4 separate regions of the Homo sapiens genome follow, and all the other regions are linked to region 1. A link is a contact called in ENCODE Hi-C or POLR2A ChIA-PET data. All regions are on one chromosome and are shown on one strand. Each heading gives the region's core, a stretch centred on a gene start or an enhancer-like site at or near the end of the contact. The rest is flanking DNA. Distances are from core to core; before and after follow the strand shown. Region 1 holds the start of UACA (uveal autoantigen with coiled-coil domains and ankyrin repeats). Region 2 holds the start of ANP32A (acidic nuclear phosphoprotein 32 family member A). Region 3 holds the start of NOX5 (NADPH oxidase 5). Region 4 overlaps LOC107984788 (a long non-coding RNA gene).

Region 1 (3,070 bases), core at 150-2,649:
TTAAGAGACTGAAGGTTGGGAGACTGGCTGGGAAGCTTCTGTAATAATAGTCCGGGTATGAGGTAATTTTGGCTCTGCAGTGGCAGTGAGAACAGAGTAACTGACCATACACAGACACTTTAAAGAGCCAACAAGAACTAAATGACTGGAGATCTAGAGGAAGGGGGAGGAATCAAAGAAAATTTTCTTCCAAAGATCTAATCAAGATGAAATTTAATAATATTTTTGGGTAGTTAGTTGTTATTTACTTGTTGTATAGGGTTAACACAGTCTTTGAATGCTGCCTCTCCAAGAAATTCTGAAAACTTTCTTACAGTATTTGAAGAAAACCTTGCGTTACTATAAAGAAACTCTAAAGAGAGCAACTGACCTTTCAGACAAAAAAGAGTCCTTTGTTAGTCAGAAAATGTGGACCGTTTGTCTTTTCAAATGGATGCATGCTACGATAAACGTTTTGCTGGGGGGAAAAATGACTCCAAAGAAGACTTTTGAAGATGTCACCCGAACAGCAAATTATTGGGTGCTGAGCACCTTCCTGTTTCTTCATCCTCTTAAATAATTTTTACTAACCCAGATTTCTAGGTAAGATGATTTAACTTCATCGTATACGTTTACATGTAATGTGTTTCTACAGAAAACAAAAAACCTTTTTGAAGAAAAAAGGGCGTAACTTTTTTTGACAACTTAAATCACTGGCTGTGGGAGTCATTTTTAATTGATGGCACCTCTTCTCCTCCCTCCCCGCCCCCATTCCGTCCCTTTGCTTCCAATACGGCGGATTCTTCACTCAACAAATAAACGAGCACGTAACTTGTACTGTAACTTACTATAACGTCTTTCAAGGTCTTTCTTAACTGTACGTTTTTCTGCACAATCAGCACCTTATTTCTTAGAGACTGTTTATTTCTGGAATTTTTGATGCGTGTGGTGGTTTCCAGGCACCAGGATTTGGTAGTAAAACAGGAGACTGAAAAGAAGTTGCTCCTGAAAGCTGTTCTGTGTGCAGGTAACCAAGAGTCATTTCTAAGACCAGACGGAAGGGAAGGAACTTTACTTGGTAAAGAGCGCGTGGGTGGAAAGAGGAGGGGAGTCCGGGAAGATGAGAGGTGGCAAAGGCGGGACCCCGTGCTCTCTCTAGATCTTAAGCTCCGGGTGGGCGGGCGCCGGTGGCCTGGAGCCCGGCCTGCGCGCATCTCCACGCCTCTGGCCGCCCACCTCCTCCGCCCCTTCCCGGGCTAAAGTTCCCAAACTTTTCCTCCAGCTGGGAGAGGAAGGGTGTTACTCAGTTTAAAAGGGAAGTCCCGCCCCATTCCCGCATTCCGATTGGTCGCGGTTTGCCACGCCCCCGCCAGGGCAGCGGGTCAATTGGCTACGGGAGGGGAGCCCCGCCTCAGGCCTGTCGACGTCTGCTGCCCGGGGCCCGCAGGTGGCAGGCAGGTGGGGCTGGTACAGCCCGCGCCGCCTCTGCTGCAGCCGCTGCCGTCTACTCCTTGCGCGCTGGCACTCCGCAGCCTTTAAGGTTCGCGCGGGGGCCAGGCAAGAGTTAGCCATGAAGAGCCTCAAGTCCCGCCTGAGGAGGCAGGACGTGCCCGGCCCCGCGTCGTCTGGCGCCGCCGCCGCCAGCGCGGTGAGTCCCGCGGTCCGGGCTGCGAGGCGCTCCGCTCCGGGAGCAGCGCAGCCCTCCTTTGCTGGCGAGTTCGCGCGCCGCCTTCCTCTGCTTTTCCTCTGCCAGTTCGGCTTCGGCGGCCCTGGCGACTCCTCCCTGAGGCCGGAGACTCCGTCAGCCCAGAGACCCCGGGGATCCTCCCCGCCGCCGCACCCGAGCCTCTACGGGTCTCTTCCCCACCCCTTTCTCCCAAGCCTCCGAACTTCTGGAAGAAACCTCAGTGGGGCGGTTCTGGCCCCCTCCTCCTAAATCCAAAGTTCCTCGATTGGCACCCCTACTCCGCTCTTTCCGTTGACCCCCCCTCGTCGCTCTCCTCTCCCGGCGCTCGCCCTGCTGCCCACGCCCGCTCGGCCGTGTTGGCTCCCCAGTCCCCGGGGCCGGGGCTCGCACCAGGTAGGGCAGGTGGGCAGGGCTGCGCACCCCGCGCCACCGTGCCCGGACTCCGGACCTTCCCCGGGTCTGAGACAGCGTCAAGCCCTGCCGGGCTGGTGGACGTCCCGTGCTGGCCGCTGTCGTTGTCACTGGGAAGTTTGATTCCCCAGCGAGGCAGAGGGAATCGGCTTAGTCGTAAAGACAAAACCCCACAGGGTGGTGACCCTAGAGGTGGTGAAGTTGGGAGGGGTGGTGGTGATGTGGGTTGTGTAAATCGCACCTGTGGGGCGGGATCCGTGCGGGGCTCTTTCGGTGCTGACCTGCAGCGCGGCCTCAGTGTGCGCGCCAAGGAGTAGTCGGGGCCTCTTTAGTTGGCAGGAGAACAGAAATCTTGAGAAACAGCCTGACCGCAGATGTTGTGATTTAGATAATTTGTCACGTTACAAGAATGGCGATATCATCAAAATTCTATATCATTAAAATAAGTGCCACTTACAAAGTCTTGGAAGAGTCGAACGTAAAGGAGTTGTTATGCTCCAACTGCACAGTTACCTAGTTGGGGTAATTAAAATGAACCTTTACAATTCAACGCAGATTTTACCAAATGATTATATTCTTTTTATCAGAATACTAATTAATCTGCTTCTGCTTTTTTGAGTTAATTCAGTTATGCCTTTCTCTCCACCTATATCGAGGATTATTTTACTTGGACATAAAGGAAATTGTGGAGGAACTACCTAGACTTAAATTCCTATTTCAAAAAAAGAGAGTAGATTCAGATGACGTAATTGATGTTCTTTGATAAAGCATGAAGTCGTTTTATAAGCTCATGGAAAACAGAGATTACTTTGTTTCACTTTTTTTTTTAAAAAAAGTAACTGGCAGAAATGTCATTTAGTGATATTGGAGTTCATTACAGTTAAGATTCTACTTCTGTAATGCAAGTTGTGTTTTTAGCCTTATAGAAGATACAAGTTTCTAGATTTATTAGCTTTGTTTTCCCTGGTTGTGTTTGATTTGCACTAAGGATGT
Region 2 (3,070 bases), core at 184-2,683, 1.9 Mb after region 1:
TGTCTAAGAATGAAACTGGATTGCTATTATGCAACAGTATTTTAACTTTGCAACATACATACTGGCTTATCTCTCCTTTGAACTCCTGTTCCTGAAAAATAAACATATGTATCCAGAAAAACTACCTTGAGGCGTGTGGGGAAGAGTGCAGACATGTAGAAACAAACACTAAAATACAGTCGTGTGGAAAGGTAAGGATGTATCTGTCCTCGTTGACAACAATCCCCGTGGTTTATTAACAGCCACAGGCAGCCAACTTAGTGCCGTAAGTCGGTAACCCAGTGGGCATCGGGGCTTTAAGGTCTCTTAAAACTTAATGTGATTCAAAAATACCCAAGGCAACCACGCCGAAAAACCAGGAGAAAGGGCTCCAGTTAGAGCCTCCTTGGCAACCCAAACCGAACCGAATGACTCAGGTGGACGATTAGAATAAACCGTGCGCCGTTCTCTTTCACTAGGTCTATAAAGCCCAGAAATTATGTTTGGTCCAGAAAACCAGGAGTTATGAGCACCTTCCTTTTCCACCTTTTAATATTCTACATATCTAGCAACGGTTCTTAATCCATGGTCTTCATTCATTTATTGCCTAAACAAGATCTTGGGTGTCTCTTGGTGATCACTTCTTCCAAGCTGACCTAATATGACAGCAAAGTGAAAAGCCTCTTCGTGGGAAGGGTCGCGACCGCGCGGTAAGTCATCCAAAAGTGGAAGCATCTTGCTTTTACTGACTTATGTATACGAGGGTGGCGATGGTGGCGGCCTGACAGGGACGAGGCCGGAGGGGAAGGGGCGCGCGGGCTGCTGGGCAGCCGCGGTGGGGGTGACGGGGGCAGCCACGCTCCCCAGCGCGAGCCGCCGGACCCGGGACCCGACGAGCCCCTCCCGGCATTGCACCCTGACCCCTCTCCTCCTTCCAGGCCTTTCATCTGCCCTCCCGCTGGGCAGCCCGCGGTCCCCGGACCTCAAGCCGCCCGCCTCCTTCCGCAACCCCGTCGCGCCGCCCCGCGAAGCCCTCGGCCGGGCGGGGACCCCGACCCGACCCCTCCGGCCGCGCCCCTCCCCCTCGCAGAACGCACCTGCGGCCCCGCCCCCGGCCGAACGCTGAGGCGGCGGCTGGCTGGCAAGGCCGGGCGGCTCGGCCCTCGAGGCACAGTCACCTTCCCTTCCCCCGCCATTCCGCCCACCCCCCTCACTCAGCCACAGAGCAGCCGCCGCGCTCCTCAGCCGCCCCGAAATCTAAAGGGGTCCGTCTCCGGCACCACTACCAAATGGCCGAGCCTCCCTGGCCGGCTGCGCAGCCCGCCCATTGGTCCCTTCCCCCCCCCGCCGCCACTGCCATTGGCTGTTGCCCGGAGACCCTCGGCGGCGATTGGCTCGGGCCGCTGCCGCTCGTCCATGGGGCCGCAGATCCCGCCTCCACGGCGATCAGGTTAGTGTGCGCCGCGGGTGCTGGGGGCTCGAGAACCGAGCGGAGCTGGTTGAGCCTTCAAAGTCCTAAAACGCGCGGCCGTGGGTTCGGGGTTTATTGATTGAATTCCGCCGGCGCGGGAGCCTCTGCAGAGAGAGAGCGCGAGAGATGGAGATGGGCAGACGGATTCATTTAGAGCTGCGGAACAGGACGCCCTCTGATGTGAGCATTTGCCAAAAATATCTCTGTCGGTCCATTCTCCTACTTTGTGTGTGTGTGTGTGTGTGCGCGCTGGGGGGAGGCACTTTTTTTGGGGGGGGGCGCCCGGGAGGTGCGGGTTTGGGGGTCGGACTGCAAGCGAATTGGCAAGGCTGGGGGGTTGCAATGCCATCCGAGCATGTTCCGGCTGCCGCCGCCGCTGCCCTTGGTGTGTGACTACCTGTGCGTGTGCTCCCGCGTGTGCGAGTGTGGGTGCGAGAGTGTGCGTGCGAGTGTGCACCCATCGGGGGCCGGCGGGCGCACGCGTTTGGGTCGGAGAGAATGAGGCGAAATCACCCTCGGAGATCGCTGCTCCCGTGACTCCGTCTGGGGGGAAGATTAACGAGGGAGGAGGAGGAGAGGGGCTGCCTCCTGGATTTAACAACAAAAAAAGGGGGTTTTACATTTTATAAATGTATCCCCCCTTCCGCCCCCCTCCCGCGCCTCCCCCCTCCCTTTCTCTCGCTCGCTCGCTCGCACACACAATAAGTTTGGGGCTTCGCGAGTCCGGTTTAGTTTCTGATAAATGTGGGCCGAGGCCCCCGGGGAGAGCGCGTGGGGAGGGGGCTGCAGCGGAGTTGGGAATGGCTGGAGTTTAAAGTGCGTCTTCATTTCTTTGCAGTGATGAGGCGAGAGACGGGGGAGCCATATTTGTAACTTTGTAGTGTTCGTGAACGCGCCCTTTCTCTCCCTCCCTCCCTTTCTCTGCCTCCCTTCCTCTCCTCCTCTTTCTCCCTCACTCTTTCCACCCCACCTTCGGGCCAGATGCTGATGTTTCTTCCTTTCCTTCCGAAGGGAGGATAAATTAGAAGGAGGGGGAGGGATTTTCGAACGTGCTAAGGCACAGATAATCCCCGCGTCTCCCTGCCTCCAGCGATCGCTGGTGCAAGTTGCCCAAAGGCTACGTCCCGGTGCCCCCTCGCCCCAGCTCCTTCCGGCTTCCCCAAGATGCCAGCCTTTGGGCCCTGGTGCCCCCCAGCTCGAACCCCCGGCCCGTCTTTCTCAGTGCTGGGCTTGTCGGCAGCCATTCGGCGCCTGCTTAATAAATGGGCACGGGAAACTTTGTCAGGACGCGAGCTGCCCGGAGCTGGCGCCCGTGGTGGGTACTGGCTGGGTCCACGTTTATGCGGGCATGGCAAACACGCAGCTCTAGGATGGGAGTTTGCCCGCTAGCCGCCGTTATTGATTGGGCAGCGGCGGGAGCACGGCCGGAGGAAACTTACACGGGTGGGAATCGCGAGGCTCGAGCGAAAGCTTACCCCTGAGGAGGGGGAAGGTGAGGGTGGGTGACTCGAACGCTGGTTTTTATTTCTGCCTCCCTCTCGCTTTCAAACCTGAGTGTTTTCGGCGAGTTGGCGGCTCTGGGGCGGAGACCCTGGCCAGCTCCCCTCTTGGCCCCTTGGG
Region 3 (3,070 bases), core at 248-2,747, 1.7 Mb after region 1:
CAGGCCCTCCAGTGTGCCAGCCACTTTATTTAGTATATTGGCCCCTTCTGTCTTTGGTGCAGCCCAGTGAGGTAGGTATTATTACTATCCCTGTGTACCAGAAGCAGCCCACAGCTGGAAAAGAGGAAGAGAGCTTCGCATCAGACCTTCTCATCCCTCGTGGCTTCAACATCAGCCAAGGAGCCTCTTTTAAGAGCTTCCTAGGTTTTTTCACACCAGCCCCAGAGAACCACTGTCCTGGGCCCAGCCCCACACACTTCTCCCCACCCCCGACCCAACAATGACTCTGCTTCGACCTTCACTGATGGGCGTTCACTGCCTGTGCAGACTCCAAGCTTCGAGTGCCTGCTTCTCATGTCCCTGAGCTGAAGCCGCCTTCCCATCACTGCCCCCCCAAAGACATTCACACCTCCCACTGACTTATAGCCACCCTTTGGTGGTTTCAAGGCAGCCCTCCACGGCCCAAAAGAGCACTCACCTAATGACTAGTGGTTCCCAAACTGCAATATGTTCTTGCCAGAAACATGAGAGTTTGTAAAAATGTGCATTCTGACTCGCCAACCTTGGTGGGGAGGAGGCAGGAATCTGCACATTTCACCTGCACCCCGGATCTTGTGACCCACGCATGGGTGACCCACCCATGCACCTGGAGAAATGCTGCCCTAGGGGTTAAACAGCCTCCACTTTCTTCATCTCTCGGGACCCTCGGGAAGGCATTCCACAAAGCAGAGAGAATTCTGGAAAAAGGGCTGCATGCAAGTGCTAACGCAGGGAAGGCAGGGAGGAGGTATCTGCTGTTCACCTCCCACTTTTCAGAAACAAGATCAGTGTGGTGGGCCTGTGCAAGGGGAGAGGTAACTCTGGGAAGGGGCTGAGAAGAGACTGGGACAGCCAGAGTGATCTAGGTGGTGAGGGAATAGGGTGGGAAGGAAGGTAACACTGTAGGTAGCAGGAAGGAGCGGGAATCTTCAGATTTCAGAGCTCAAGGGGAACAATGTGCTCACCAGAGGCCAGAATTTACCCCAGGAGACCAGGATTTTAGGTCCAGCCTTGCTTTGCACCAGCTGAATGACCAGCCCACAAGCATCTCTCCAACAAAGGGCTATGAGGACCAAATGAGATGCTGTTTGGAAAAGTACAACTGGAAAGCATTGTACAAATGCTGGGTATTGCTATTACACTGACTTGGCCAGTTCTTTATTTTACAGATGAGAAAACAGACCCAGAGAGGGCTGGTGACTTATCCAAGATTGCCCAGCTTGCTAGTAGCAAGGCAAGAATAGAGCTCAGATCTTCTGATTTCTGCCCAAGGCAGACACAGTTACCTTTTGTAGATCCCACAAAGGCAAATAATCCCACCTTTCCCTTGTCCCTGGCATGGAAAGCTGGACAAATGAGCCACTCACCCTCTACAGCCTTCAGGGCCCGTCTGGGCTGGGTCTCCAGATGTGTTCATCTTCTCCTGTCTTCTAGATCACAGGTCCCAGAAAGACTGCTGTCCATTGAGCTGCCTGCACTGTGTAGCCACCCCCCTGACTCCTCCTCTTCCTGACTCCTAAAGACCTGCTCACACCCACAGTCCCTCATAAAACTGGTGGCTGAGTTGGTCTAGAAAAATCCCAACCAGGAAGCATGGAATGCAATGGGGCAAGAGTTTTATTAGGAAGGATGAGCTGTCTTCCATCTGGCCCAGTATCTTCTCTTTCCTTTCCTCAAAAATACTATGGTGAAGCTAGGTTATCTAGGAACATACTGTGAAAAAAATCACCAACAACTCCAGGCAGGCCCTGCTTATAAGTCAAGCAAGACTTCGCCAATAACAATAATATCAATTATCAACAAAAATGTTTAAGCACTTACTCTGAGCCATGCACTGTGCTAAGAACTTTGCACGTATTGCTCAGTTTAATTCGTAACACAGCCCTATCTGGTGGGTGTTGGCATCATTCTATTGATTAGGGAAGTGAAACAGAGAGGTGAAGTAATGTGTCCAGTGGGCTCAGCACAAATTTTACAACTACATTGGGCTGACTGTGGAGATTGTATAGTTAACCACCCATGGAGCTATACTCAGTCTCAACATATTGTGTACAACTATATTGAAACAGTCACCTGCAGAGGTTCCTAGCCCATAGAGCCTAGGGAAAAAAGTGGGACCTGCAAGCTATTTTGTTTTAAACTTAAGGGAAATTGTATAATTACTTAGGTAATACTGCTCTGCGATTAAAATTCAAAGTGTTTATACTTTTTGTTTTGCCTGGAAAGAGATCAGCTTTGGCTGATAACCCTGGCCATCTGGTGCAGATTGGGATGTCCTAGTGGTGATTTTAGATGTCTCTGGTTAATTTCCAAAATCAGGGAAATGATTAGTTATCATTATGGTTTTGTTTTAAAGCAGAGTGCTACAAGAAATTTCTCCCAGTATGTGGCTCATGGTGGGGGTACCCTAAAGGGATCCTTTGGTGCTGGCCATGTCAAGTCTTCTGAACCAGCAGGGGCTCACTGGAAGCCTCTTTGCTGTCACTCACATATTTTTCTACCCACAGATTCAGCCAGTTCTCATTTGTTTGGGGCCAGTCCCAAGACAAGTTCTACAGAATTTCAGTGATCTTTTGGTAATCTCTGGAAATGGGGTGCTCCCATGCCTGGAGAGCAGCAATTTTGGAGGCTACTTTGACTGTTTCAATAGTTTTCCTGGCAAAGTAAAGAGAGAAATACAAACACATTTCATTAAATCAGTTCAGGAATAATATGTAGGAAACAGAAAATTCTTTTGAGGAAATAAGCCAAGCAGTAAATATGAATTATACTTTCAAGTTATGGCCAGTTAAGGGAAAAAAGCAAGAATGAGAAGATGTGAGACAGAGCTGCCGGTACCCACTGTAATTGTAACTATCTGTGTGTGTCTCTTTCTGTCCCTCTGGACTGTGAGCCCCTAAAGGCAAGATCTGTGCCTCATTAGTTTTGAATCCCAGGAAACTAGCACAGTGCTCACTATATCATGGGCATTCCATGTATGTTTGTGGAATGAATAAACCTGCCTCAATTCAACAAATACTTAGGAAACACT
Region 4 (3,070 bases), core at 407-2,906, 1.0 Mb after region 1:
GATAAGGATATCAAAGAGAAAATGGTGGCCATATCCCACCTACGCTAAAGTAAAGAGTACCACTCCAGCCCTTTGGAAGAGAACATCCCCAACTCTTCCCCAGCAGATCCACTATATGGAACCCACTGTGGTCAGACTGGGGTCTGGCTATTTCCTGCCACACCCTGAACTTTCTCACTTCCTTTCTTACCTATACATTTCCAGTTGCCAAGAATGTCACCCCTCTCCCCATCTCCACCTCTCAAAAATACCATGCAGCCTTCCAAGGCTAAACTCAGTTACAGCTTTCTCCACTGAGCCTCTTCTGTTCACTGCAGTCAACAGTCTCCTGACCTGCCTGCTCTTTGAGATCTTGTAACATTCACTTCCCATGTGCTAATTTACTCATGTTACTATCTGACGATAATGTGCATTTTGCAATGTTCTGTTGCAATTTAAAGGAAGAAAGTTATGATGTCTTGAGGATAATGGCACTCTTGGGGCCAAAAGAAAGAAGCTGGAGTCCAACTAAGCTACTTTCTTCCTATCTGATCTCTGAGAAGTTATTACCCTCAGTTTGTTCATCAGTAAAATCAGGGTTTTTCTAGACTTGAATATCAGATAAGATAATCGTCCTAAACATGCTTTGTAAACTGTACAATTGTGGTGTATATGAAGAATAATTAACATCATCTTCATCCTTTCCATCATTACTGTCAGCATCATCAGCATCATCACTGCACTTCTATTTCACTTCCCATGTGTTAACATACCTGGATAACACATATTTGTTATCTCCTAAGCTGGACTGTGGGTCTCTCATGGTTAGGGACCTAGCGGCATACCTCTGAACCTCCTTATCTTACACATAGCACAGGGCTGGGTACACCGTTGATATCCAGTGACTGTTTCTCAATTGATTGATAAACTCAGATGAAAATAACTCAATAGGAGAAAGCTATATATGACAAGGAATCTTTCAGAGGTCCTGTTTTATTTCTTCCTTTGTTGTAAAAATAACAAATGGAAAGAAGTACATTATTAAAGTCAGCAACATCTCTCCCCGCACCTGACAAGAATGGTCTTGCACATTTTTTTTGCCATATCCCTTGACAGCACCAGGACACTTCTCATTCCATAGTCTCATCCAACCTTCAAGAGAATCCTTGAAAAGGAAACAGGGAACCGCAGGTGCATAACGTCCCATTCTACAGTCAAGTGAAGTGAGGCCCAGCAACATGATCTCACTTACTCCAAGATGGAGCATTGAGTCATTGGTAAAACCCCGCCCATGAAGGAGGTCTCCTAACTCTTGGCCCTTGGATGTTTTGAGGTGGACACTGATTCCACTGAAAGAGAATTTTCTACCACTAATCAAGGAGACAGAGGTTTTATAAATGATACCTTATTTATTCTTCATGGTGTCCTTGAAAATGACCTATCATCATCTCCTTTGTATCCATGAGGAAACTGACACTCTGAGAGGTGAAGTGACCTGCCCAAGGTCACGGAGAAGAGGTGGGGCCAGGCTCTCATTTCCCAGTACCCACTGAGCACACTCTAGGCATGTGGGCTGAGCCTACTGCCGGGCTGTGAATCTCTCCCCCCTGTTCTCTGGTTCCTTGATTCACAGGAAGTTCAGGTCAACCACATCCTGCCACGTCTTTGCAGACAAGATAACGATCCCCACCACCACCATTCTCTGTCCCACCACAGCCCAGCAAGGGCAGACAGGCTTCCTTTACTCTTTTGATAACCACTGTATGTCACAGCTAAAAGGGGCCTAACTCTGAGTTTCCCTCCTTTAAAATCATCTGGTCCACATGCTAATGGTCCAGAATCCCCAGGTCATCTCTATAGCTTGAAATAATCATTCTAAAGTAGGGGTCCAGGAATCTGTATTTTTAACAAGCATCCTGAGTGATTCAATGAGTGTTCAAGTTTGGGAAACCACTAGTTAAACCCTGCTGGGATGACTTTTCCCTGTCATCCCAGTAGTGTAGGCTGGGTTGTATCTTTGTCATACTTACTGTGTCTGTTATAAGGGGCCACTGAATGCTACTGAATTTGTACTTTGCCATTAAGGAAGAAGGCCTGGAAAGTTAATTAAGCCAGCTTGAGATCTAACCCGTCCAGCTCTGCATAAGCAAGAGGAATGATGCATTTGGAGGCCCTCCTGAAGAACTCCCAGCATGCCAGCCTAAGTCCACATGTTCATCATCTGAAGCCACCTTCTTGGAGTGATCTGGAACTGACCCTCAATCCACAAACATTAACCTTTAGCCCAGCAGTAGGCAAACTACTTCCTACAAGCCAAAGCCTGCTGCTTGTTTTTTGTGAAGTTTTATTGGCACAGAGCCACACCCATTTGTTTATATATTGTTTATGGCTGCTTTTGCACTACTATGGCAGAATAAAGCCTAAAATATTTACTATCTGGCGCTTTACAGAAAAAGTTTGCCAACCCCTGCATTATCCCATCTATCAACCAGCAAAGCTTCATTCCTGTGGCTGTATCAGATGGCCTCTGGCTTTCCCAGTCATGTACCCACAGTATCACAGCAGCAGAGTGCTTGAGCACCTCGTAGGGACTTTAAAAACATGTTGAATGAAGAACCATCACAATGAGCTATTTCAATTTCCATTATGCAAATGAAAAAAATCACAGCTTTTAGAAACATTAATTATGTAAGCCAAGGTCTAAGAGTTAGAAAGTGCTAGAATTAGACCGGGAACAGTGGCTCATGTCTGTAATCTCAGCACTTTGGGAGGCCAAGGCAGGCAGATCACCTGAGGTCAGGAGTTCGAGACCAGCCTGACCAACATGGTGAAACCCCATCTCTACTGAAAATACAAAAATTAGCTAGGCATGTTGGCAGCTGCCTATAATCCCAGCTACTTGGGAGGCTGAGGCAGGAGAATCACTTGAACCCAGGAGGCGGAGGTTGCAGTGAGCCGAGATCACGCCATCGCACTCCAACCTGGGCAACAAGAGCAAAACTCCGTCTCAAAAAAAAAAAAAAAAAGTGCTAGAATTAGAATTTTTATTGATCCCAGGTACAATATTTTGTCCTATCAACTTGAGGCAGTG

Evidence for each region. Hi-C counts contacts between places; a loop is a spot of excess contacts on that map. ChIA-PET counts read pairs that join two places held with the same protein, here RNA polymerase II (POLR2A). Pooled maps may share reads with other maps.
Region 2: a loop to region 1 is called in a map of CD14-positive monocyte, with 7 times the contacts of the local background. The contact joins the promoter of ANP32A here to the promoter of UACA in region 1. A Hi-C loop is called at or near these places in 1 of 168 maps with a recorded cell type or tissue (CD14-positive monocyte) and 6 of 50 pooled maps. POLR2A ChIA-PET finds 5 or more read pairs at or near these places in 1 of 52 experiments (H1).
Region 3: POLR2A ChIA-PET joins it to region 1 with 10 read pairs in activated CD4-positive, alpha-beta T cell. The contact joins the promoter of NOX5 here to the promoter of UACA in region 1. POLR2A ChIA-PET finds 5 or more read pairs at or near these places in 2 of 52 experiments (activated B cell and activated CD4-positive, alpha-beta T cell).
Region 4: a loop to region 1 is called in a pooled map, with 4 times the contacts of the local background. The contact joins the enhancer-like site here to the promoter of UACA in region 1. A Hi-C loop is called at or near these places in 4 of 50 pooled maps.

The regions. Positions count from the first base shown.
Region 1 is chr15:70,761,887-70,764,956 of GRCh38, reverse strand. It overlaps UACA (uveal autoantigen with coiled-coil domains and ankyrin repeats), which reads left to right and starts at 1,399. Exons shown (of 19, transcript NM_018003.4): 1 at 1,399-1,627. The coding sequence starts at 1,550. RefSeq lists a silencer at 1,225-1,634.
Region 2 is chr15:68,819,258-68,822,327 of GRCh38, reverse strand. ANP32A (acidic nuclear phosphoprotein 32 family member A) reads left to right here and starts at 1,433. Exons shown (of 7, transcript NM_006305.4): 1 at 1,433-1,630. The coding sequence starts at 1,577. RefSeq lists silencers at 892-951, 1,022-1,181, 1,232-1,481, 2,982-3,070 and enhancers at 2,153-2,734, 2,735-3,070.
Region 3 is chr15:69,013,122-69,016,191 of GRCh38, reverse strand. NOX5 (NADPH oxidase 5) reads right to left here and starts at 1,497. Exons shown (of 16, transcript NM_024505.4): 1 at 1,407-1,497. The coding sequence starts at 1,456. All of the region lies in intron 2 of SPESP1-NOX5 (SPESP1-NOX5 readthrough), which reads right to left. RefSeq lists an enhancer at 1-390.
Region 4 is chr15:69,757,762-69,760,831 of GRCh38, reverse strand. All of the region lies in intron 2 of LOC107984788 (a long non-coding RNA gene), which reads right to left. Among named protein-coding and RNA genes, the nearest start is that of LINC00593, 76 kb to the left of the region's middle. Within about 2 kb of position 1,656, at least 5 of the 41 ENCODE cell types and tissues checked have a DNase peak (open chromatin) inside an H3K27ac peak, as active enhancers do.